6 separate regions of the Mus musculus genome follow, and all the other regions are linked to region 2. Evidence: chromatin loops called from intact Hi-C (ENCODE). Cell type or tissue: gastrocnemius. All regions are shown on one strand. Region 1 overlaps Glis2 (GLIS family zinc finger 2). Region 2 overlaps Adcy9 (adenylate cyclase 9). Region 3 overlaps Adcy9 (adenylate cyclase 9). Region 4 has its middle 17 kb from the start of Srl. Region 5 holds the start of Adcy9 (adenylate cyclase 9). Region 6 has its middle 48 kb from the start of Srl.

Region 1 (4,000 bases), 290 kb before region 2:
GTACCTGGTGGTGGAGAGCCTGGGGAGCCAGGGGCGGGGCTATCGTCCACCAGGCCCAGCTCTCGATGCAAAGCATGATGCCGGACCACACCCAGTGTCCTTTCTCTCTTCTCTCTTGCCGCTCGGAGCTTGGTGATGCTCAGCTTTAGGTCGAGGGGCTCGTCCAAGGAGTGCATGGTGGGAGGGCGTGTCAAAGATGTACCCAACTGGTCTTGAGGCAGGAACCTGCAGGAGAGGTCGTGTAGCCTTAGGTTTCTCTTTCAGCTATACCCATTGAAACTTCTGGGAGCAGAGGAGTAGAGAGGACAGCCTAAATGGCCTGGCTTACTGGCATCCTGGAGAGTCAAATTACATTCCACTGCCACTCCCTACTAGCCTTTTGGGATAGGCCAAGTTTATAGTCTCCATTTAATCATGGGAGTGTTAGAGACTGCCCCCAATCACGCAGAACTCACAGTCTGGCAGAATGGCCAGACTTGAAGCTACATCTCCCAGAAACTAGCTGGCTAAGCCCCAACTGTTGCTTCTGATAGATGGGAAGTTACGCTTAGGAGGCCTGCCAGTCTGAATCCGGAGACCTAAAAGGAGGCCAGGAGCAGCAAAAATCCTCCAAGATGCAAGCAGTAGTCCTTGGTGACCAGTTAAGCACCCACTAAGCGTGCCAGAAATGCCCGGTCAGGGCAGGGGACTATCACCTCCAAGGAAAGCAGCCTGAGGGCTGGTCCCAGGCAAGGCTCTGCAAGAACAAGGACTGAACCTCCCAGGTAAAAGAGGCTGTGACAAAAACCAGGGCCAGTGAGCTTTGGCTGCCACCAGGGGGCAGCTGAGGACTGTGGCCAGACCTGTTCTGCAGGACCAGAAAAGGACAGTAGGTAGAAAAAGCTAGTGGTAACATTCTTAAAATTTCATACTGCGACTCTCCTCCTCTCATGCAACTGCGGGGTCTTCACAGCACAAGGCCAGCCCTTCCACACCAAACACCTCACCTTCCGCCCTCGAGAGACCTCCCACTTGTTTCTCTGGCCTTTGTTCGTGTAGACTGTCACACTGCAAAAATCTTTTTACTGAACACCCACACTAAAAGACTCTACTACTGTATTTAATACAAAGTGGGCATGGAAGGAAAAACCTGAAAAATACCTGGAGCAGCTGAGTGTGTCCTCGGGGGCTTGTAAGACCTTGTGCCCTTACATGGGGCGGAGATGGCAGAGAGGACAGTCACTCACTGTGTTCCTCCCATCTGTTCTCCAGGCCAAGGCTCTAGGGCAGCTTCTCCTACCTGGTCGTCCCTTGCTTCCCTCTTATGCCCTCAAACTCCAAGCTTCAGCGGCATTCCCCAGTACACAGTGTGCACCCTTCCTTGGCCTGCAATGCAATCCTGCTTGTAAGGATGTATCTCCAGCTCCCACTACATGTGGCTACATGGAATCTGGGCACACAGGGCTGCATCATCAGAGCACAGGAAACCTGTTTACTGTGAGATTCAGGTCTGTAACTTGTCCCCACTGAGGCTGTCAGATGCACTTGTTACTGCTCAGACAACGCTTGGACCAGAGACTCACTGTATCATACCCTGGTGACCAGAGCACCACCCTCTTGGGAGTCCCAGACCCATGTAGGTGGGTAGGTGATGGTGATGGCCTTAGACCTTCTCATCCATTCCTGTCTAGGCAAAGGCTGCCCTCTGCCTGACCTGTAGCCCGTTAAATCTGTCTGTCTGTCTCTACCTGTTTATTTTTAGACGCAGTCTCAGTCTAACCTCCCTGAAGCTCCTCTATGCTGGGAGCCTGGAAGGGGAGGAAGGAAGTAAATATTTATGCTGATTAAGAATTCAGGAGCCAGGAAGGGCTGGTGGCCTGGTCCCTCGTCTGGCCCAAAGCCACAGGTTTCTCTGCCCCCACCACCCACCATGGAGAAAAGACCCCTGGCAGGGTGCCTGAGCTAGAGAGTCAAGCACTGGCTCTCAGTCACAGTGCCAACCAAGCAGTAGCCTTTGGCACCTGCTCCTGTCTCATGTCCTCCCACCAGAGGGAGCCTAGGAGGAGCCTCTGATCTGTCATCTGGTTCTGAGGACCTCCAGGGAACAGCACAGCATTCACCTAGGGTCCATCTCCCTGGGTGAGGAGGCCAGCACCCAGAGCAGGAAAGGAGACGCCAATGACTGCCCCACCCCCACCATCAGCAGATCCAGTCTCCAGGGATACCCTTTCACTTCCTGTCCCTTGGTTCTGTCCAGGGAGGTAGGGATCATTCTTGGAAGCCAGGATCCAGCCCAGGCTCTGCACTCCTCCTAAGAAAGGAGGAAGGAGATGTCGCAACGAGTCCTGCTAGTTTTCTGATCCTCCACCCCAAGGGAGCAGATGGCCTATGACCCCACTCATGCTTTGACCATGGCCAACCTCAAAGACCTCTTCACTCCTACTCCCAGCCAGCAGCAGCCTATCTGGCTTCAGCTTGGTTTTGTCCTAGAGCTAGATGAAAGGGGGAGGAGAAAGGCAGGTCCCCCATTCTTCTAACTGACTCTGCAGCTCAGCTCTCCAGCCAGACTTAAATGCCTGGAACAAGGACAATGGCAGGCCATGATCCTGGGAAAAGTGAAGCCATCACCTCCTTAGCCAAGGTCCAGCAGCAGCTTGCCCTTATAGTTCAGGATATCTGGAACCAGTGGGTCTCCGGAACTTACTGGTCCAAAGGGACGGGATACCACCCTCTCTCATGGGTACAATACCCAGGGGTAGGGAGTCCACCCGCCTGAAAGACTTGCCGGAGAAACCACCTGTGCCTGTTTTCCTACTGGTCAGATGGCTGAGTGACTCTCACCCTGGGCTGCAGGGCTGCGATCAGGGACCAAAGGCCATGCTTTGTAGCACTCACTCCTGGTAGGCTAGGTGTGTCCCGAGACACACCCACCTGCAAGGGCCATGAAGGGAACCCGCAGCAGCAACCCCAAAGGGTGCTGGGCCAGCCCTGGAGGCTCTTCCAGCTGCAAAAGGAACTAATTAGAGCAGAGGGAGCTGGAGGAAGCAGCAGTAAGGGAGGAAGAGCAGAGACCACCGGGGTGGCAGGGGTGGAGACAGCCCTCCCACAACCCGAGCGGGGGTCACCCTGAGGGTGGGCTGGGCGCCTCCAGCCAGCCATGCCAAGACAATGACTGCTATTGTGCGCCCACTGCAGACCCTGCGCAGACGGTCCCCAGCTGCAGCTCCTGCAGGGCACCAGGCCCCCTATAGACCAATATAGACCACCATCCCTCCCTCTTGGGGAAACTAAGCTTCAAAGACACCAAGCTAAGAGAAGGGGACCAAATTCCCGCTGGGGTGAAGTCCTTTCTTCCCTTCCAGAGGGAGGGCTACCTTCAACAAGGACCTCAGCAAAGGTGAACTGCCCCCCAACCCACAGCCGTATGTATCACTAATATGGTGAACACCCCCATTTCACCAGGGGTAGTCTGGAAACTGCACATTTAGTTAGTTATGGCAAAACCAGCCTAGAACTTGGGGACAGTGACCCAAGATGCACCTCTCCACACAGTCAGTCATGCTCACTTGGGAGATGGAGGCAATTAGATCAGTAATTCAAGGCTAGCTTCACAGTTACACACACACACACACACACACTTAAAACTGAATTCCTGGTCTCCTTTCACCTGACAGTAGCCAGGCCCTGATCTAAGAGTGTCTCCAACTGGAACATCACTTTAGCACCAGGAAACTGAAGTCTAGGGGGAAGTGTCTGCCCTGGGTTGTAATCATGGGTGGCAAGACCACCATGCTGTCTATGTCAGTGACTGCACCAGCCAGAGGCTGATAGTCCATCATAGCAGCACCTGTCACACCAGGTGCCACTTCATCCCACTTTATAGATGCAGAAACTGAGGCTCGGGAGAGTGACCTGCCCTGGGTCACAGAGTTCATCTGTAACAAACAAGGGATTATCGGCCCCACCTGTGCCCCTGGACTTGACTTAGGTTGGTTACTGCCTCCCCACTCAGAGGGTTTAT
Region 2 (4,000 bases):
CCAGAGTCTCCATGTGACCAAAGTCTCCCTGAGCTTGTGCATGACAAGACTGCACGCTGCCTCTGTGTCAGTAGCACAGAAACACCTCTAACTCATCATAGCTGTTGTCATTTTGACAGTGAACTTACTGTCACATGCCTGCTGGCCTTGCTCCACAGTGAGCTGTGGCTCCCAAGGTGTATAGGGAAGGGTATAGTCTAAGTTGGAGGTTCTTGGTAATGATGAAGATGCCAATAGCTGCAGAGGGGCGGGGGGAGATGTACATTCTTGGTAAGTGGAGAAGGTTTCATAGATGTGTCATTCAGCAAAGACTTCAGATTGAGGTTAGGCCATAGAAATTGTCAAAACCAAATTGCCATTGGGGCTGTAGAGAAAGAAGCAAAATACACAGCATTGTACAGCAAAGGCCTCATGCTACATGGGGGCCCCAGACGAAATAGGATGTGGAGACAGGAGAGTGTCTCTCCCAGGGAAGGTAGATTTTTTTCTTTTCTGAAAAATTTGAAATTTCAATTGTTGTAAAATTCTAATCAAGAAAGTCTTCCCAAAAGAGTGTGGCTGAGAAAGAAAGAGACTAGCAAAGAGCCCCGTTATAGAGTTCAGTGATTCGCCCAAGTCTAGGTGCCCCTGGTGCGGCCCAGCTAAGAAGGCCTAGTGAGCAGCTGCCCTTCACCACCGTGTTCTTACTGTCCACCATGCCCCCACTGTCCAGCCTTTTGCCCATGGCACATAGCACTAATCAACCAGTTCCCTCTGAGCTGGCACACAAAACAAAACTGCTTTGAAGCCATGTGTGGTGGCACGTGTCTGTAATCCCAGCACTCAGGGTTCGGAAGCAGGATGATTGTAACTTTAAAGACTGTGTGATGAGTTTGAGGACACCCAGGGCTATATAGTGAGGCCCTGTGTTAAAACGTAATATTTTATTTCAATTGTGTGTGTGTCTGTGCACACTTGTATGGGGGTGTGCATGGAGGCCAAAAAAATGTGTCAGATTCCTCAGAGCTGGAATTGCAGGTATTGTGAGCCTCCTGATATTAGTTTTGGGGTCTGAACTCCTGTCGTCATGATTGAGTGCTCTGTCACTGAGCCATCTCTGCAGCCCTGAGACCATGTCTTAAAAATAAATAAATAAATAAATAAATAAATAAATAAATAAATACTACTTTTGAAATATTCTGACATACTTTACATGAACATCTTCATTTTGCCCTGTAAGACCTTTAAGTAGACTACTCACTTGTGGAAGAACCAGGACCACGATGTCAGGCTGGTGGCACTGTGGCTCTTCTCCAGTCTCGATGTTTAAAAGTGGCCAGTGAAATAATAGCTTTGTACTGTTTCATCCTCCTGTATCAAGATCAGTGGCTTCTAGGGGTTTGATAAAGTTAATGTCTTTCAAACCATAAGGTCAGCCTGTCCCCACTAAGCTGTGTCCTTTCCTAGTCAGTCTCTTGGTTAGTGAAGTGTTCAGTGTGCCCTCTGGAGGAGCAAGCTAGGCACTGCACCAGTACTGGAGCAGGGACTCAGCGCCACCTTCTGAACAGCTCTAGTTAAAACTAGGTATCTCTTGGGCCCATTTCCTTCATTGCTCCACTTGGGGCTCAGAGAGTCACTTTGTGCTTGATCTTGGGTGATATGTGTGCACGTGTGTGTTCATGTGTGTAGTCAGAGGTCAAATACAGGTATCTCCATCAGTTCCTCTCCATCTTGCTGAGACACAGTCAGTCTCTCCTGAACCTGGAGATCCCTTATCTAGATGAGCTGGCCAGCAAGGCCCAGGGACCCAGTGCTGGGATAACAGGTGCTCACAGCCATACCTGGCTTTAAAACATCAACAAAACAAACAAACAATGACACCTATGGGTTCAGGGGATGGGACTAGAGTCCTCATGCTGTGTGTGGAATACTGACTCATAACTCTCTCCATTAGCAAATGTTTGAACTTTAACTCAGTCAATAGCACAAGATGTTTTAAAATTATTTCACTATAGCTGATGTGGTGGTATATGGACACAAACCCAACAGTTGGTAGGTAGAAAGAGGAGAGTCAAAATGGTTCTTTGATATGTAAGTTCAAGACTAACCTGAGTTATGAGATAGCATTTCAAAAAGGAATGATTGCATTAACTTACCAATGGAGCAGTTCTGTCTTGCTGACGTCAGTTTGATAGTGTAAGGACAACACTGGAGATGATCCCTGGGGAAAGTGCTTGCCACACAGCTTGAATTTGATCCCCAGAGCCCACTTAAAAATAGAAGGAGAAAACTAACTCCAGGAAGCTTTCCTCTGACTTCTGTGTGCTCCCCAGCCCAGCACACACACAAACGCACACATGTCACACAAAATTGAAACTTAAAGGATATAAACAGATTTTACATGGGAGGTAGTATTTGTTCACATGTGCTAGTTAATAAATAATAGCTACTTTGGCATGTGTACATCCATCTTTGAAGTGAATATGGATATATTCATAATCTGCGTTATGTCAGATTCCCAAACTATAGAACTCTAGAATCTTTGTGCTTTCATTTAATGCAGTGGTGACCTGTGACCTAAATTTGGATGTGAACTTGGGTCATACTCTTGCCTTTAGGCTGTTTTTAATTTCTCAACAATATCTAGTCTTCCATAATTAATCCTAGTGTTTAATAGTTCTCACTGAGAAGAAATCCTCTTCGCTGGCAATCAGCCATTACTACGCCATCCCTGGGGCTGCTGTGTCCCACTGACAGTAGCAGTGACTGTTCGGAATATGGTGAGTCCCAGGAACCATTAGACTGTGCACATATGCACTCCATTTAATCCTTAAAGCATCTCTCCAAGAAAAGTTTTCACTTCCATCTTACACATGTCAGGGGGTCAGTGTGTAACTGAGCTGAGCCTTCCTCCATGTACACCTGTCTATACTTGTCCTACCTTTGCCTTCCTAGGTAAGCTAATTCCTACAAGCTTGGGATTCTGGGTCTGCCAGGACAGATACCTAGTTTTCAGCCCAGCTGCCCAGCAGAGAGAGCTCATCACCCTCAGGTTAGCATAGTGTCTACTGAGCCACTCGCTTGTCACCATGAGATGTGACCCATATAACACAGAGACAACCTTTTAATCATATAAGTTTAAAGTGTATTTTCAAGGTATATAACCATCATCATGTTACTGCAGAATGTTTTCATGAGCCCTTGAAAGAGAGAGAGAGAGAAAGAGAGAGAGAGAGAGAGAGAGAGAGCTGTCTTCCTCCAGTTAACTGATGTCACAAAACTCCATCAACTGGAGGGTGCCCACAGTAGGAAGTTGTCCCCATGCTGGAGAGATGACTCATATTGTTCTTGCAGAGGACCTGGATTTAATTCCTAGCACTCCAATTGGGTAGATCACAGCTGGCTTCCTCAGGTACCACTCTCATGTGCAGATACCCATATAGAAGCACAGAAACATAATTCAAAATAAATGTAATTCTGGAAAACAAGTTATTGCTTAGTGTTCTGAAAACCAATGCATGTGATATCCAGTGAAGATGTGATGCTGGTTCATAGATACATGGCCTTTTCTCATGGAATGGGAGTGCCAGGGAATTGATTGGCTCCCTTTTATAAGGGCAGTGATCTCTCTCATCAGAGCAGGGCCTTGTTACTTGATTACCTGCTAAAGGCCCTCCCACCTGTCCGCATCACTGTAGGAATCCTGCTGAGAGAGGGACATACAAGTCTGCAGCACAGGCAGTAGCTGTTAGCAGTCACTGTTCCCCTCCCAGCAGCCACCACTCTCTTCTTTCTCTAGAACTACCTTCACAACTTCTCAGATGGAGCATGGAGCTTTTGTATCTGATTTTTATTCTTGTTTGATTTTTGGCAGTGGATATCCCTTGCTGGCTGTACTAAAACTCATTATGTAATTGTGTGAATTGGGCTGGCTTTGAGTTTGTGATAATCCTCCTGACTCTGCCTCTCAAATTCTGGGATTACAGATTCACCACCATGCCTGACTTTTTCAGAAAGCATG
Region 3 (4,000 bases), 82 kb before region 2:
AGTGTGTAGTCAGGCTTCATTTTGCTGTTTTGTTTTATCATGTTGTATTTGGGACAGTCTTGCTTGGTGGTCTGACATTCACTGTGTAGACATGGCAATCTTTTGGCTTCTGCTTCCATGGGCTTAGAAAACAGGCATGCATTATTACTTCTAGTGATGATGTTTTTTAACTTGAATTTTTTGTTGTTTTGATAATTTTATACATGCATAATAACTAACAACACTTGATTTTTTTAAAAAGCCACAATTGTGAAATCCATTGGTTGAACATAGGTTTTGAGTGCCTGCTATAGATATAGGCCACTGTCTCAGGATCTCCTAGACTGCTTGACTCCTCTGGTGGAGATTATAAGATTGTGTAGCTGTTATGTACAGCAGTGTGGCAACTCCTGAGGGCAGATACAGAGTTACAGTATATCCCAACAATTCTGCACTAAGGCATGCACCCAGAAGCACTGAAGACACAATCATGCAAAAACTGGTGCACAGATGTTCATGACAGTGCCAAAGTGTCAGCTAATGTCTGCCAGTGGGTAGATGGATAGACAAAGTGTGCACTGTCCACATGGTTGAATATCATTCAGTTATCAACGTGAATGACACACACTCATATACAAGATAGATGAGCCGTGGACATGTGCTGAGTGAAAGATGCTAGGCAGAGGCCACTGATAAGAAATGCCCAGAATAGAGGAATCATAGAACTAGAGGCAGATGGATGGTTTGGGAGAAAGGGGGGATGCTTGCTTAGTGGAAACAGGGTTTTCTTCTTAGGATGATGAGCAGTATTCTGAAGACCATCCCAGGAAGAGGTCTCTTTGGCTCTTCAAAAGAGTTCAAAGCCAACCTTGGCTACAGAATCTTGATGGTGTTTGGGGGGGGGGTTGGGGAGAATAGGAAGGGAGAGAGAAAAAGAGAGATCTGAAACCAAAATGCTTATGTGGCAGCTGGTAGCTGTAGTAAGGATCATTGAATTTTGTACTTAAGGGAGTGAGTTGTATGGTTTATGAGTTTTATTTAAATACAGCCAGAGTAAAGTTAAATCTGAATACCAGAGTGAAGTTAACAGCTCATTAGACACATTAACACACTGGGACAAAGCAAGTGGAGACTGGTGGTGCACATCTGTAATCCCAGTGCGTAGGTGACTGAGGCAGGAGCCTCTCTGGGATCTCAAGGCTAACCTGTTTTACATACTGAGTTTCAGGAAAGCCAGGACTACACAGTTGAGACCCTGTCTCTAATCACCCTTCCCACAAAAGAAATAATGATTTATATAGATGAGTCTGAGATGGATGGTGCCACTGTAGTCTTTTGGGAGAGACAGTGATCTTGATTTGAGGTCAGGTCACAGGTTAGCAGATTCAGTGCCTTCATTTCTGTGCTCAGACTTGTATTATTTAGGAGACCTGATCTGGGTAACCATGAGACCATCTGTAAGCAAAGGCGCCAATATATCAAGTTACCTTGGAGAATAGTATGTACTTTTCCAGTGTCGAGAATACTCCTACCTACTGCCAGGGCCCTCGTTCCAGATCCGGGTGTCTGGTAGCAATATGTCTGCTTACAGAGCAGAGAGCTATGTCATTCGCCTCCAGGAAGTCAGTCAGCACACCTTATCTCAAGCAGAGAACTTGCATGTCTTCCTGAGCCAAGCTCTTCTCTTCGTTCTCCTTAAGAGAGAAGGTATACAAGACATGTAAAATAAAACTTTTTTACAAGGGTGTGTAAATGTGTATGCAGTTGCAGATCACGTAAGATGGTTTTAGATCAATGGAGTGCAGATGAAGGGAATCTGCTGATGGATATCGGCAGGCAGACTCCACAGTGTGGTAGGCCCCTTTCCTAAGGCAGGGATGTGGTAGGGAGAACATGTTGACTAGGGAGAACAAAGAGAGGGGTTTCTCCAGAGATGGGCTTGCTAACTGTACTTTACTCATGGTCACATGGCATAGACATACTGTGATCCACATTGGAGAAGATTACTTCAGTGTGCAGTCAGTGTGGTCATGCTGATGAAGGGGTTGGTCATGCATCTTAGAAGTACAGAAAATAGTCCCAGAAGGAGCCTTGGTCATCTGCGTCAGCTGATGAGTTCCTGCAGGCAATAGGGCAGGAACAAGATGCACAGATACGGACGGCTATTACAGGGCAGTCCCAGTGTGGGCCAGTGATTAGCCATGGACACACTATGCTGCACTCTTGCTGAACTGACATCTGTTGTGAGTAGGGACAGGATGGGGTCCCTATCCTCATATCACCATGTTGGAACTATCCTTGTATCACCATGTTGGAACTGGAATTTTTTTTTCTTGCTCTGGCCCCACTTGTTCTTTCCCTGAGTGGAAGGCTTAAGATTTATTTAATTTATGTGTGTGAGTACAATGTCACTTTCTTCAGACACATCAGAAGAGGGCGCCAGATCTCATTTTAGATGGTTATGAGCCACCATGTGGTTGCTGGGAATGGAACTCAGGACCTCTGGAAGAGTAGTCAGTGCTCTGAACTGCTGAGCCATCTCACCAGCCCTGGAACTGGAATCTTAAATTTCCCCCCTCATCTCCTGGTCACGTTTTGAAACATGACTTTTCACTAGAATCTTACACTGATAGAGAGGAGTCTGCTACTTCTTGGTATGATGTGTGTTTTAGAGACATTTGTGGACATGGATTTAACCTGAATGCTACACTGGTACTGAGAACGAAACCTCCATTAAGTAGAGTCATTATTCGGTGGGCCCTGACCCCTCCACCAGCCACTGGGCTCTTTGCAGGTCTTGATGTGTCTTCAGAAGTGTCTAGGTCCTTTGTCTTCAGATGCTGCCTGGGATGAAGCTGTTGCTTCCTTCTCAGAATTCCTTGGAACCTCGGGATTAAGTGGGGCCCTTCCTTGTCCTGTAGCACACAGGATGCTGCCAACTGTCTTCAAAGCAGTAGACATGGGATTCTTCTTCCCCTCCCCCTCTCCACTGTGCATAGCCCCAGAGCAACACACCATCCTCCCTGCCTCCTTTGAGCTTTCAGCCTCCCCTCTCTGCCTTGCACACACCCCTCACCTGCTGTCTTGGGGAGCTTGTCAGGAAGGTTGTGAGCACTGCTGAATGTCAAGGGGAATGTGCTCTAACGTGGTGAGAGATTTATCCCTTTAACAGTCACTGCAAAGTGCCTTCAGTTTCAGTGCCAATTTGTCTTTTCAGAAAATGTAACAAGCATAATTCTTCAACTTTGGCCTGGATCACCGAGAAGTGTCACTTGTTCTTGGGAATGAGTACCTCCCATGGGGCCAGCTCTTTCGTGTCAGGGTCCTCTCTCGGGCCTGAGGAGAACATAGGAGCGGGCAGCTGGACTGTGGTCCAGACTACTGGTGTAGTCTTTTCTGTACATAAAGTGGAGTTTATCATTCCTATTTCTAATCTATGTTCCATGAGTAAAGACACAGGCAAGATGCCTGCAGTTCCAGGAACGTTAGCATAAGTGCTCCTCGAGGGTTGTCCCCAATTTATTCCCTCCCAGGTCACACCATGCACATACGTAAGCTTGCTTTTCCTTCTTCATAAAGCTCTCTCCTATAAATACTCCTTAGTTTAAAAATAATGTTTCCCTACCGTGAGTCAAGGCTCAGCTCTTCTGTCTAATTTTAGCTCCTTGTTTTTATGAACTTGGAGATGTTTTCCTTAACCAAAAAACAGAATAAAGAAAGAAAAGAAAGAAGCTGCAGAGACGAAGGTCCCCTTGCTTCATTCCCCAGTAGCCCTCATCTCTGAGGGCAGGTTCTTTTTATATTATTATTAAGCATCTGATTGAAAATTAAGATTGTGAATTAAGACAGGGGTTAGATGAGACACAAAAGGAAAAACAAGCTTTGGTTGGTCATTTGTTGGGCTGTGGGAAAGGGTTTGGGAGTTTAAGATCGGTGTGGGAGCATGCCAAGAACTTAGGTTAGAGGTCTGGGGCGGACTACCCTGATTCTGAAAGCATGTGCTTAAATTGCTTCTATTGTA
Region 4 (4,000 bases), 220 kb before region 2:
CTTGATTGTGTGTAGTTCTGGTTTTATTGAGTAGCAACCTTCTCAGTGTTCCCCCAGCCTCTGTTGTTTCCCTGGTATGTTTCTGTTATAGTTCTGGTTTTTGCAAAATGTTATGTAAATAGTCGTACAATGGGTAGCCATCTGAGTATTATGTCTTTAGGCAGTTTATGCGTAATCTTCCTTAGGTGTGAGGTGGTCGGCAGGACTAGCTCCAATGCAACTTCCCAGAGCATCAACAGAGGGAGCTATGGGCCTAGGCTGTTTCTGGCGGGACCGAGGCTCTGCCTCCTTCCGGTCTCTGCTCTTGTCCCATGGTCCAGAGGCGGGGCTTGGGGTGGAGCCAAGGAAAATATTCCTTCTCAGGAAAATCGCTGGCGCCCAGCGGTGGTAGGCGGTCTCTTGAGAAGGCTGTGGAAACCCTTGGCGCGTTCACGCCCCTTCCGGGATTAGCCACGCCTTCTCAGCGTGCACACCTCCCGGCGCTTTGGGGCGTCTGGTGGAGTTCCCGCCCATAGGCGCGTCCGGCCCCGCCCACAGGCTGCGGAGCTTGAGCTCCGGGTGCCCGGCGGTTCGAGGCCACTTTTCGTCGGTCGGATGGTCGTGCCGGTACGCCTCAGCACGTGGGACTTTACAGTGTTCCAGAGGACGCCATAAAACAGCCGAAAAATAGGTGACATTTACGTACTACACTTAATTATGTCTGGAACATTGTCACCTCAGGGTGTATGCTGGGTACCTTAGGCTCCTTCATTGTTCCTGCTGAGCCCCAAGCCACGCGCTGCTAATGCAGGCAGAGCGAAAGATGGGAATAAGTTTGCAATATATTCTTATGTGCAAGGACGATGGACCTGTATTTTTTTTGTGTCGGGCTAGACTATTAGGCAAGTTATACCCCTATCCGTTTCCACTTAAAAAAGAAAATCTGTTTATACTTTTTAATTTCACTTTTAGGTTTCATTATGTAGTTTTTAGAGATTTGCTTATTTTTATTCTCTGTGTATGAGTTTGCCTACATGTATGAGCATGTGCATGTGTGGTGCCTGCAGTCCAAAAGAGGGTGTCGGGTCCCTTGGAACTGAAGGTTTTAAGATAGTTGTGAGCCCTCGTTGGGTGCTGAGAACTGAACCGTGCCTAGACCTCTGATCTTAATTGCTGAACGACCCCTGCAGCTCCTGTTTTATCTTTTTTGTTTGTGAGTTTATTATATGTGTACACACCTATAGTCTGAACACTTAGGTGGAAGCAGAAGGGTCAGGAGTTAAAATGCTATCCTCAGCCATATCTAAGTTTCAGACCAGCATGGAATACATGAGACCCTGTGCTAAGAAATCAAATGAAATAAGATAAATGTTTATCTATCTATCTATCTATCTATCATTTTTGATCAATCAATCAATCTCTCTTTGTAGCTCTGGCTATCTTGGAACTCACTCTGTAGAACAGAAACCTCTAACTTAGTCCACCTGTCTCTGCCTGCTGAAGGCTGGGATTAAAGATATGTGCCGCTCCCCCCTGGCGAGTGTTACTTTGTTTTAATAAAATCCAGTTAATCAAATGAAGTTGATTAAATCCAGTTTTTGTAAAACTGCATTCATTGTGCAGATCAAAGGACAACTTTTCTGGAGTCAGTTCTATCCTGTGTGGTCCCGGGAATGGAACCCAGATTGGAACCCAGATCGTCAGACTTGCCAGCAGGCGCTTTTACCCACTGAGATGTCTTACTAGCCCTGATGGAATTTTTTTAAAAAAAAAATCTTAATTGTGTGTTTGTGTCTTTGTACATGAGTGAAGGACCTGAGGAGGCCAGAAGAGGGCGTCAGATCCCCATGAGCTAGAGCTACAGGTTGTTGTGAACTGCCGGACAGAGTTGGGAACCAAACTCTGGTCCTCCAGAAGAGCAGAGACATGTAATTGCTGAGCCATTTCTTCAGTGCCCTCTTTTATTTAATCGAGTTTTTTTGAGAAAGGGTCATTCATACATTTCAGGCTGGCCTTGGCTCCCCGTATTACTGAGGGTCACTTTAGTTACTTACTGTGACTTCCTGATCCTCCTCTGTACCCAAGCGTTGGGATTGCAGGGTGTTCCGGTGCGTCGTGCATATGTATCAGCTCATGCATATGTATCAGCTCATGCATATGTATCAGCTTATGCATATGTATCAGCAGTATGTTACGTAGTTTTTTCATGAACCAGACAGCTTATTCCAGAAATATGGTTAAAGAGGTCCCAGCTGAGGCAGTGCTGGGTTTCTTTCTTTCTTTCTTTCTTTCTTTCTTTCTTTCTTTCTTTCTTTCTTTCTTTCTTTCCTTCTTTCTTTCCTTCTTTCTTCCTTTCTTCCTTTCTTCCTTCCTTTCTTTCTTTCTTTCTTTCTTTCTTTCTTTCTTTCTTTCTTTCTTTCTTTTTAAGATTTATTTATTGATTATATGTAAGTACACTGTAGCTGTCTTCAGACACTCCAGAAGAGGGCATCAGATCTCGTTACGGATGGTTGTGAGCCACCATGTGGTTGCTGGGATTTGAATTCTGGAACTTGGGAAGAGCAGTTGGTGCTTACTCACTGAGCCATCCCTCCAGCCCTGTGCTGGTTTCTTGGTGCAGGGGTGAGTAGGGCAGGCAGGAAGGACAGGGAGCTTTCATCTGACCACAGCCTCTAAGCTTCGAGAGGTTGGGGACCAGACTACAGGCTAGGCCTGTGTCATCCAGCTTTTGGCTCTCCTCCATCACCACAGAAAACCTTGTGAGCCAGCGATTCCCAAAGAGGGAAACCAAAGAATCACTTAGTAATAAATCTGTCTTCCCAAAGGCCCCAGTGGTATCAGCCAAGAGTTTTCCATTCAGCTTTGTGGGTTTGATCAAACTTTTTGGTCACAAAGACATATTGAACACTCAGATATGTCAGTATCTACATACCCTTAGCTCTCAGAGCCTCGGCTTGCTCCACAAACCCAGGAAAGTGAGTCTTAGAACAGTCCCAGCTAAATGTCCCAGCAACTCCAGAGCACACCCTCTTGTCCTTAAATAGCTCCACCATGTTCACTATCCTAGACTTTGCTTGAACACTCTATGGTGGGCATGGTTACTGAGGTGCAGCTCTGTGCCTATCCTGCTGTTTCTTAGCCTGTCCTGGCCAAACAACAAGCAGCCAGACTGGCCATGTACCTGCCTGCCAGCACCAGTTAATGCTTTGTATGAGTATTCCATAATTTATTTATCTAGAGATGGACATCTAGATCGATTCTAATTTATAGCTATTGTAATTTCATTTTTTAAAGACCCTGTCCCTTAAATGGATTGGGTCAGTTTTCCATCTTACCCATGAGTATGTGACAATTCAGGTTTGTCTTGTGCTTCGTTGATGACCTCTTTGGTGATTGTTTGAGATCAGGGCTGGTTATTCTTGGTCCCTGGTTCCCTCATTGGTCCTATTTTGAGTCTCTATTAGGAGCAATACTTTCTCACTTCTTGGGAAATGTATTCTTTTTGCTCTAAGAATGTTGTGAAGGATCATTGCGTCACACCTTGTTGCCTTTATGATGATTCTCGAGAAAATTCTTGCTGAATCTCAATAACAGAAATAATTTTATTTCTTCTGAGCATGTGTTCTTAGTTTAAGGAAACTGAATTGGGCATGTGGTTAATAAGTTATGCATGTGTTAGGTCTTAAATATATAGTCTTTTTTTCCCTCCTAGACTTTCCTTTTGTGTTTCTTCCTGTTTCTCTTCTGCTGTTTGTTGCATTCTTACTATATTTAATGAATTATTAGCAACTACGTTTATGCTTTTCTGGCATAGTATGACACTTTTTAAAAAAAGATTTATTTATTTATTTATTATATGTAAGTACACTGTAGCTGTCTTCAGACACACCAGAAGAGGGCGTCAGATCTCATTACAGATGGTTGTGAGCCACCATGTAATTGTTGGGATTTGAACTCAGGACCTCTGGAAGAGCAGTCAGTGCTCTTAACGTCTGAGCCATCTCTCCAGTCCATTATGGTA
Region 5 (4,000 bases), 100 kb before region 2:
CATTTCACATTAATACAATCATACAATATGTGGCCTCTTGTGTTTGGTTTCTTTTACCCAGTGTGTTTCAGAGGTTGTAGCAAGTGTACTTCATTTTTATAGTCGAATAATATTCGGTTGTATAGATAGTCTATATTTTACCTTCCTATTCCTGAATTCCACAGTGACTGTGGATGCCTGGGATGGGCCCCGAGAGCTGTGGGAAGGAAGGGTCAGTTAGTCCCCTGTGGTTGCAGAAAAACACTGTACGGTGTGGCAGCCAGGGTGCGACCAGAGAATATAGAATTGTGTTTATTCAGGCCAGAGTTTACACAGACCAATGTAGAACTTATTAATGGGAAGCTGATTTCTTTGAACGTTTTCCTTGTGGAGAGGGAAAAACAGTTGTTCATGTGAAGAATGAAAGATCTTCAAAGTCGGGAAGATAACTTCCCCAGGGGGTTGGCAAAGGTGGTCCTCAGTGGTGCTCGACTTTAGAAGCTATCAGAAGTGGCTTGGCTGGTGATGATCATTTCCATCCCCCAGCAAGTTCAGAGGGGCCTAGCACCACTGGGAACACTCCTACATTGCTGGCAGAATGGGAGGGAGGTCACAATCGAGCAAAGCCAGGGACTGAAAACTTCGATGTATCCAAAAGGTAAACTGCGCTTAGATGCTTCCTGTGCGGACTTGGGGGCCAGGCTGCGGGGCAAGTAGTCAAAGGCAGCCAAGGCCTCGGAAGAAGGCGGAGGCCTGGTGCCCACAGCAGGCGGCCCAGGCTCGGAGCAGCCCAGGGCGGAGGGCGGCGCCCAGAGCGCGTCCGCCCGGCCCCGCCCCGCTGCAGCCCCGAGCCGGGCGCGCGCTCCTAGGCGGGGTGGCGCGCTGCTGGTGCGCGTGTCCCGGACCCGGCGGTGACGTGCGCGGGCCGCGCGTGCGCGCTGCGGCAGAGGAGAGGGGCGGCGCGGGCGCGCGTCTGTCAGTGACAGCGGGAGGGGGAGGAGGAGGGGGCCGGAGATGGTGGTGGCGGCGGCTGCGGCTGCTACTCTTCCGACCTGAGGCAGCGGCTGCGGGAGAGCGGGCGGCGGGCGCAGCCGCAGCGGCATCTGTAGCTCAGGCAGGGCCCCTGGGGCGTGGGCGCGGCGTGCGGACGACCGGCGTGCTGGCCAGCCGGCGTCGCGGGAGTCAGGCTCTGCGGCAGCCCGCACGGCGGTCTGTGGAGGGGCCCGCGCAGTGCCCCGAGCTCGGCTCTGGGCCGGGGTGCGTTCGGCTGCGGGCAGCAGGCCCTGCTAGACCGGCCGCTCGGACGGGCGGCCCTCGGGCTCCTCAAGCTCGCGAGCAGGGGCGCGGGGCAGGGTAGCCCGCTGGTGCTTAGCCGCAAGGGGACGGAACGCGGCAGGAGCCGCAGGTTGGCCCGCGCGCTTTGACGCACCGGGCGCTGCTGCGGCAGGATGAAGCGCTGCTCGCCTCCCGAGTTGTTTTTGCGAAAGCTGCTCCCGGTGCCCCGAGCGCTCAAGGTCTGAACTTCCCTCTGGAGCTGCAGTTGGAGTTGCACGGGGAGAGGCCACCAGCGGGCGACGGCGCCCGAGGGGAGCGCAGCGCAGCGCTGCCGGGGACCCAAGACTCAGCGCGGCCGCGGCACGAGAACCCTGGGAGCACCAGGTACGGCCCGTGCGGTTCTCGCTCGCCTTGGCGCTTTTATGCGCCGTTATGGGCAGTTTTGGTGAACATATGGTGGTGCCTTCCCAAGTGGCTCGCCAGAGCTCGCACTCGCGACAAGCACAGGTCGCGTGGCCCTCCGGGAGTGTGTGTAGTCAGGCCGCTCTAATTCTGCTGGTTTTGCCTGCAGGTGCCCCTGACCTGGTCGGGAAAGGTTCCAAGAGCTCGGCAACATGGCTTCCTCACCCCACCAGCAGCTGCTGCATCACCATAGCACCGAGGTGAGCTGCGACTCAAGCGGAGACAGCAACAGCGTGAGGGTCAAGATCAACCCTAAGCAGCTGTCCTCCAACACCCACCCGAAGCACTGCAAGTACAGCATCTCCTCCAGCTGTAGCAGCTCGGGAGACTCAGGGGGCCTTCCCCGGAGGGTTGGCGGCGGGGGTCGCCTGCGCAGACAGAAGAAGCTGCCCCAGCTTTTTGAGAGGGCCTCCAGCCGGTGGTGGGACCCCAAATTCGACTCCATGAACCTGGAGGAGGCCTGCCTGGAGCGCTGCTTTCCGCAGACCCAGCGCCGCTTCCGGTACGCACTCTTTTATGTGGGCTTCGCCTGCCTTCTCTGGAGCATCTATTTCGCTGTCCACATGAAATCCAAAGTGATTGTCATGGTGGTCCCAGCTCTGTGCTTCCTGGTGGTGTGTGTGGGCTTTTTCCTGTTTACTTTCACCAAGCTGTACGCCCGGCATTATGCGTGGACCTCGCTGGCTCTCACCCTGCTGGTGTTCGCCCTGACCCTGGCTGCGCAGTTTCAGGTTTGGACACCTCTGTCAGGACGTGTTGACAGCTCCAATCATACTCTCACGGCCACTCCGGCGGACACTTGCTTATCTCAAGTAGGAAGCTTCTCCATATGCATCGAAGTGCTCCTTTTGCTCTACACAGTCATGCAGTTACCTCTGTACCTGAGCTTGTTTTTGGGGGTGGTCTATTCTGTCCTTTTTGAGACCTTCGGCTACCACTTCCGAAACGAAGACTGCTACCCTTCTCCGGGCCCTGGGGCCCTGCACTGGGAGCTGCTGAGCAGAGCCCTGCTTCACGTGTGCATTCACGCTATCGGGATCCATCTGTTTGTCATGTCTCAGGTGAGGTCCAGGAGCACCTTTCTCAAGGTGGGACAATCCATTATGCACGGCAAAGATCTGGAAGTAGAGAAAGCCCTGAAAGAGAGGATGATTCATTCAGTGATGCCAAGAATCATAGCCGACGACTTAATGAAACAAGGGGACGAGGAGAGTGAGAATTCCGTCAAGAGGCATGCCACCTCCAGTCCCAAGAACAGGAAGAAGAAGTCCTCCATACAGAAGGCACCGATAGCATTCCGCCCCTTTAAGATGCAGCAGATTGAAGAAGTCAGTATTTTATTTGCAGACATTGTGGGTTTCACCAAGATGAGCGCCAACAAATCTGCGCATGCCTTGGTAGGCCTACTCAATGACCTGTTCGGTCGCTTTGACCGCCTGTGTGAGCAGACCAAGTGTGAGAAGATCAGCACTCTGGGGGACTGTTATTACTGTGTGGCAGGGTGTCCGGAGCCCCGGGCAGACCATGCCTACTGCTGCATTGAAATGGGCTTAGGCATGATAAAAGCCATCGAGCAGTTCTGCCAGGAGAAGAAAGAGATGGTGAACATGCGTGTTGGGGTTCACACGGGGACTGTCCTGTGTGGCATCCTGGGCATGAGGAGGTTTAAATTTGATGTGTGGTCCAACGATGTGAACTTGGCTAATCTCATGGAGCAGCTGGGAGTGGCTGGCAAAGTTCACATATCTGAGGCCACTGCAAAATACTTAGACGACAGGTATGAAATGGAAGATGGGAGAGTTATTGAGCGCCTTGGGCAGAGTGTGGTGGCTGACCAGTTGAAAGGTACGTGCTTTTCTTTGTCTTCTCCCTTCCCCATCCTGTTTGCCTTCCATGGTATTAACAATAATTGAAAAACCTCTTTGCAGCGAGCGATAGTGTCTGGAGGCAGTTGGCTGTCTCGGTACACCTGACTGTGGGGAATCAGTGTGCCTTTTGTTTTTCTAGTGAGTCAGATGTTATAGACCTAGTCACAGTGCAGACATGAACACGGAGATAGGGCTGACCTAGATGAGACCTTAAAGGAGGGAGAACTTTGAAAACTCACACCCTGCCTGTTGGCTTCGATGTCTCTGAAATTCTGGTGGAAAGCCAAGTGAGTGTGTGTGGGTATCAGAGACCTTTGAAAGTTACAACTTTTTAGCACTTAAAGAAATTGCCCTTAAACTCCGTGTAGATGTTTCCCTATCTCTTTTGACAAAACTGTTAACCCCAAACTCCTTTT
Region 6 (4,000 bases), 160 kb before region 2:
CCCAAGATGACCTTGAACTTGCTATGTAGCCTAGTCTGTCCTCAAATGCATGGTCCGTCCCCCTGTCTCAGCTTCCCATGGGGTAGGATTACAGGTATGTACCCCTAGGTCTAACTACTGTAGCTGATGTGTGCTCATCTGGAGCATTACCCCAGAGTTCATAGTACGCATTTCTCAAACACTAATAAAGGTGATTGTGAACTTGGTGTGGTGGCTTGTGTCTGTAAGCCCAGCACTCAGGAGGCTATAGTTTGAGACTACCTCAAAAACAAACACAAGACAGCACATAAATGCCGGGCATGGTGGCGCACGCCTTTAATCCCAGCACTTGGGAGGCAGAGGCAGGTGGATTTCTGAGTTCGAGGCCAGCCTGGTCTACAGAGTGAGTTCCAGGACAGCCAGGGGAACCCTGTCTCGAAAAACCAAAAACCAACCAACCAAACAAAAAAACAGCACATAAGAAAAATACAACAACAACAACAACAACAAAAACATCACAAAACAGAAACCCAAACCAACAAAAGATGATTTTGTGAAGAGTATGAAAATATCTGTTATATTTCCATTAATTCTAGTGCTAGTGACTTTCTCAGTACTATTTCAAAATATTTGGAACTTTTCAGATTTACAGGGTATCATTTCTGACCTCGGGAAGTAACTGTGTAGTGGGGATTCAAGGCATAGGAGGGGCAGTGATCAGGAAAGACCCCAGGAATAAGACGATGTTTTCCAAATCATATTATCACCAGTACAGAAGATTTTCTTACCCACTTGTTTTGAGATGCGGTCTTGCTATGTCGCCAGGATGGTCTGGAATGCCTGGATTAAAGTGGTTTTCCTGCTGCAGGCCCCCAGTAGTTTTCCTTTTTCTCATTTGTAAAGAACCAATGAACTGAAATCATTAAATTTTTGTTTGAACAGTAATGTATTACCTTTGTTGAAAAGGGTATTTCCATAGAGTCAGGACTCTTCCCTAGAATACCAGAAAAGGAGGTCAGACTTAGGGAGGGAGTGCAACTTCAGCTACACTGAAGGCTGGACATGAGTGTAGGACGGGGTCCTGGGGGAGACGAACGCTTGTGTGGCGGGGGTGATGGATAGGGCAGATGAAAAAGTCCAGGGAGTCTAGGCCACTTAAAGTTCCTGGGCAGAGGACAGCATGAAGAAACTGAAGATCCAGCAGGAGTTTCCTGCCTGCCCCTGGGCCTGCTGTCTTCCCTTAACTCTGTCCCATTCCTAAGAGCTAAGGACCTGGAGAAGCTTAGTCTATCAGCCTGGCCCTGTCTGTAAGACCTGGTTGGACCTTGCATCCACATAGGCACTAAAAAAGCCCAGTCCACGCCCCGTCTCTGGTTTCTGTGACATTTTGGCATATTCCACCTCACGAAGCCAGTTAACACCTGGCAGTGTTTGTGAAAGCAAGGATGCGATGTTGTGATGTGTTTCTGCCCCTGCGGCCCTGTGAGGACATGGGACTGCTGTTGGTCCTCCACCTCCCCATTCCGCAAGGCCACAGGTGGAGAGATGCACTTCTGGAATGCATGGGTTGCAACTGGCATCCTGTCTGTGGCCAAATCTGGTTCCTCTATCACTACCGGAAACCCTGTGGCTGTGCCTGGCCTTGGCCTTCTTCCCCAGTTCGGCTCCTGATCTTAATGAGGAAAGTGAGGCCAGTTCTGAACCCGGGTCCTGAAAGTGGGGGGAGTGGAGCTCCTCACTGAACGTCTCTCAAGCCAGGCTTTTCATTCACTCAAATTTGTCTTCCTGAGGTGGGGGTCACCACCTACGGTGCAGCCACTGGCCGTGGCCCTACAGGCACCAGCCACAGAGAGGGTTGCAAGCTGGGTCTCAGGCACAGGAAGCAGTTCACAAGGCAGCAGTCTTGGTGCGCATGCGCACGACCGCACTGCTCCGTCGCGCTCCCTAGCGGCCATCTCTCGGTGCTGTCGTGCTGGCACAGCGCATGCGCAGACGTGGAACCTCGCGGTGCTTCCTGAGTCTACACTGAGTCTCGAGTGGGCGGTGACTGGGCAGCCGGTCCCAAGATCTTTTCGAGGCTCAAAGTCCCCTCAACTCCTTCGTGTCCGAGTCCGAGCTCTGTCTTGTATCCGAGATCTAGTGGGACGTGAGGTAGTTGCACGCCATTACCTCAGCGCCAGCCGCCTTGCAGCTCCGGAGACCAAGCGGTGAGGCTAAAGAGGCCGATGCACCTGGCCCTTCCAAGCAGTCCCCCTCACCCTCCAGCCAGAGGACGTCTAGGAGCCTGAAGCCAGCCGAGTTACCCAGGGGACAAGGCTGTGTCCTGAAGGCCGGTGTTGCTGAGGCTCTGCCCTTCGGAAGCTGTGGAACTGACAACTTTGAAGCCCTGAGAGGATCTGCAAAATTCTGATTTAGGACCCAGGAGGCCTTGAACTTGCTCAGAGTTATATGCTGTGGACAGTACATCCTAGAGAATTTGGTGCTTGCTGTTTTTAGAGGGCTATTTTCTCCTGGGCCAGCCCCCAGCTAAAACAGGAAGTGAGGATTTTAAGAGATGATCCTAGGAGCTTGAAATTTAAGCTGACCTCCTCTGTCATTAGCCACAAAGCTTTAGCCTAAAGTGGTGGCGCATGTCTTTAATCCCAGCACTTGAGAGGCAGGTGGATCTTTGTGAGTTCTGGCCAGCCTGGTCTACAGATCGGGTTTGTACTGGCTAGTTTTGTGTCAACTTGAGTTGACACAGTCTGGAGTCTGGTGTGGTAGTCTTGGTTCTATAAGAAAGCAGGCTGAGGGCTGGTGAGATGGCTCAGTGGGTAAGAGCACCCGACTGCTCTTCCGAAGGTCAGGAGTTCAAATCCCAGCAACCACATGGTGGCTCACAACCATCCGTAACAGGATCTGACGCCCTCTTCTGTAGTGTCTGAAGACAGCTACAGTGTACTTACATATAATGAATAAATAAATCTTTGAAAAAAAAAAAAGCCAGGGGAAGCAAGCCAGTAATGAACATCCCTCCATGGCCTCTGCATCAGCTCCTGCTTTCTGACCTGCTTGACTCCCAGTCCTGACTTCCTTTGGTGATGAACAGCAGTGTGGAAGAGTAAGCCGAATAAACCCTTTCGTGGCCATGAGGTTTGTGCAGAAATAGAAACCCTGACTAAGACAGGGTTCCAGGACAGAGAAGCTCTTATCTCAAAAAACCAAAACAAATCAAAAGACAATGAAGCTCTGCTATTTTCCTCCACTTCAGTATGAGGGGAATCACCGCTCCTCCTGCCCCCAGTGAGATGGAAATGGCAGCTATAGGATACTATAATATATATATATATATATATACAGGGGCAATACTGTGGATACCGTAATATGATGTATATATACAGGGGTAATACTGTGGATACCGTAATATAATATACAGGGGTAATACTGTGGATACCATAATATGATATATATACAGGGGTAATACTGTGGTTACATTGGAATTCTTTGAGCTGTTCCCCAAATCATCAATTTTAGGATCTGAAAGGACATAAGAGATTCTGTAGTAGTTTCCTCAAGAAGCCAGCACTGGCTGTGGTAGCCCATGCCTTTAGTAGTAGAATTAAAGAAAGAGAAGGCAGAATCAGGCTGAGTTTTGTGAATTTGAGGTCAGCCTAGTATATATAGCGAGTTCCAAGACAGCTGGACTACATAGAGACCCTGTTTCAAAATAAGTAGGTAAACCAAAAACAAATCAAACAGTCATCGCCTTGGAATGTAGGCAGAGCACTTGATTACCATGTGTGAGGCACCCTCTCCTTCAGACATCCTCATCAGGAAATAAAATTAATTCGATTCTGTTTGGAACAAGCCCTGTGACAGGGATCTGAATTCAGAGCAGTGTGTGTCAGGGTCCACCAGGGTCAGGGTTAGCTCACCGAGCTCTAGGAGGCAGAGACTTCAAGTGTGGCTTCCCGGGCAGGTCTGTGGAGAACAAAAGAGCCACATTACATGGCAGCGCTCACCAAAGGACTTTTGCTTTTCT

Evidence for each region. Peaks named below come from ENCODE experiments on the same cell type or tissue, not always from the same donor. Only the 100,000 strongest peaks of a DNase experiment are listed, where the experiment ranks them.
Region 1: it touches region 2 in a loop (2.7-fold over the local background); 21 of 42 quality-filtered maps call a loop at or near these places.
Region 3: a loop joins it to region 2, with 4 times the contacts of the local background. A loop is called at or near these places in 2 of 42 quality-filtered maps.
Region 4: it touches region 2 in a loop (6-fold over the local background); 33 of 42 quality-filtered maps call a loop at or near these places.
Region 5: it touches region 2 in a loop (4-fold over the local background); 17 of 42 quality-filtered maps call a loop at or near these places.
Region 6: it touches region 2 in a loop (4-fold over the local background); 27 of 42 quality-filtered maps call a loop at or near these places.

The regions. Positions count from the first base shown.
Region 1 is chr16:4,604,823-4,608,822 of GRCm38, reverse strand. It overlaps Glis2 (GLIS family zinc finger 2), which reads right to left. Exons shown (of 7, transcript NM_031184.3): 2 at 5-225. The coding sequence starts at 176. Among named protein-coding and RNA genes, the nearest start is that of Glis2, 12 kb to the right of the region's middle. In gastrocnemius, a CTCF peak has its summit at 2,006 (motif pointing right); DNase peaks (open chromatin) are centred at 812, 1,199, 1,962, 3,099 and 1 more place; H3K4me3 peaks cover 427 bases; H3K27ac peaks cover 2,653 bases.
Region 2 is chr16:4,313,764-4,317,763 of GRCm38, reverse strand. The region is part of intron 3 of Adcy9 (adenylate cyclase 9); the gene reads left to right. Among named protein-coding and RNA genes, the nearest start is that of Gm36359, 31 kb to the right of the region's middle. In gastrocnemius, a CTCF peak has its summit at 1,506 (motif pointing left); a DNase peak (open chromatin) is centred at 1,497; H3K27ac peaks cover 4,000 bases.
Region 3 is chr16:4,395,427-4,399,426 of GRCm38, reverse strand. The region is part of intron 2 of Adcy9 (adenylate cyclase 9); the gene reads left to right. Among named protein-coding and RNA genes, the nearest start is that of Adcy9, 23 kb to the left of the region's middle. In gastrocnemius, no CTCF peak of the experiment used is centred here; no DNase peak of the experiment used is centred here; H3K4me3 peaks cover 1,284 bases; H3K27ac peaks cover 4,000 bases.
Region 4 is chr16:4,538,350-4,542,349 of GRCm38, reverse strand. It overlaps a transcript of Srl not described here. Among named protein-coding and RNA genes, the nearest start is that of Srl, 17 kb to the right of the region's middle. In gastrocnemius, CTCF peaks have their summits at 1,800 (motif pointing right) and 3,822; a DNase peak (open chromatin) is centred at 385; H3K4me3 peaks cover 1,082 bases; H3K27ac peaks cover 2,294 bases.
Region 5 is chr16:4,417,414-4,421,413 of GRCm38, reverse strand. Adcy9 (adenylate cyclase 9) reads left to right here and starts at 916. Exons shown (of 11, transcript NM_009624.3): 1 at 916-1,638; 2 at 1,826-3,561. The coding sequence starts at 1,869. In gastrocnemius, a CTCF peak has its summit at 1,543; DNase peaks (open chromatin) are centred at 914, 1,799 and 2,637; H3K4me3 peaks cover 3,695 bases; H3K27ac peaks cover 4,000 bases.
Region 6 is chr16:4,473,185-4,477,184 of GRCm38, reverse strand. It overlaps a transcript of Srl not described here. Among named protein-coding and RNA genes, the nearest start is that of Srl, 48 kb to the left of the region's middle. In gastrocnemius, no CTCF peak of the experiment used is centred here; a DNase peak (open chromatin) is centred at 1,932; H3K4me3 peaks cover 1,305 bases; H3K27ac peaks cover 2,892 bases.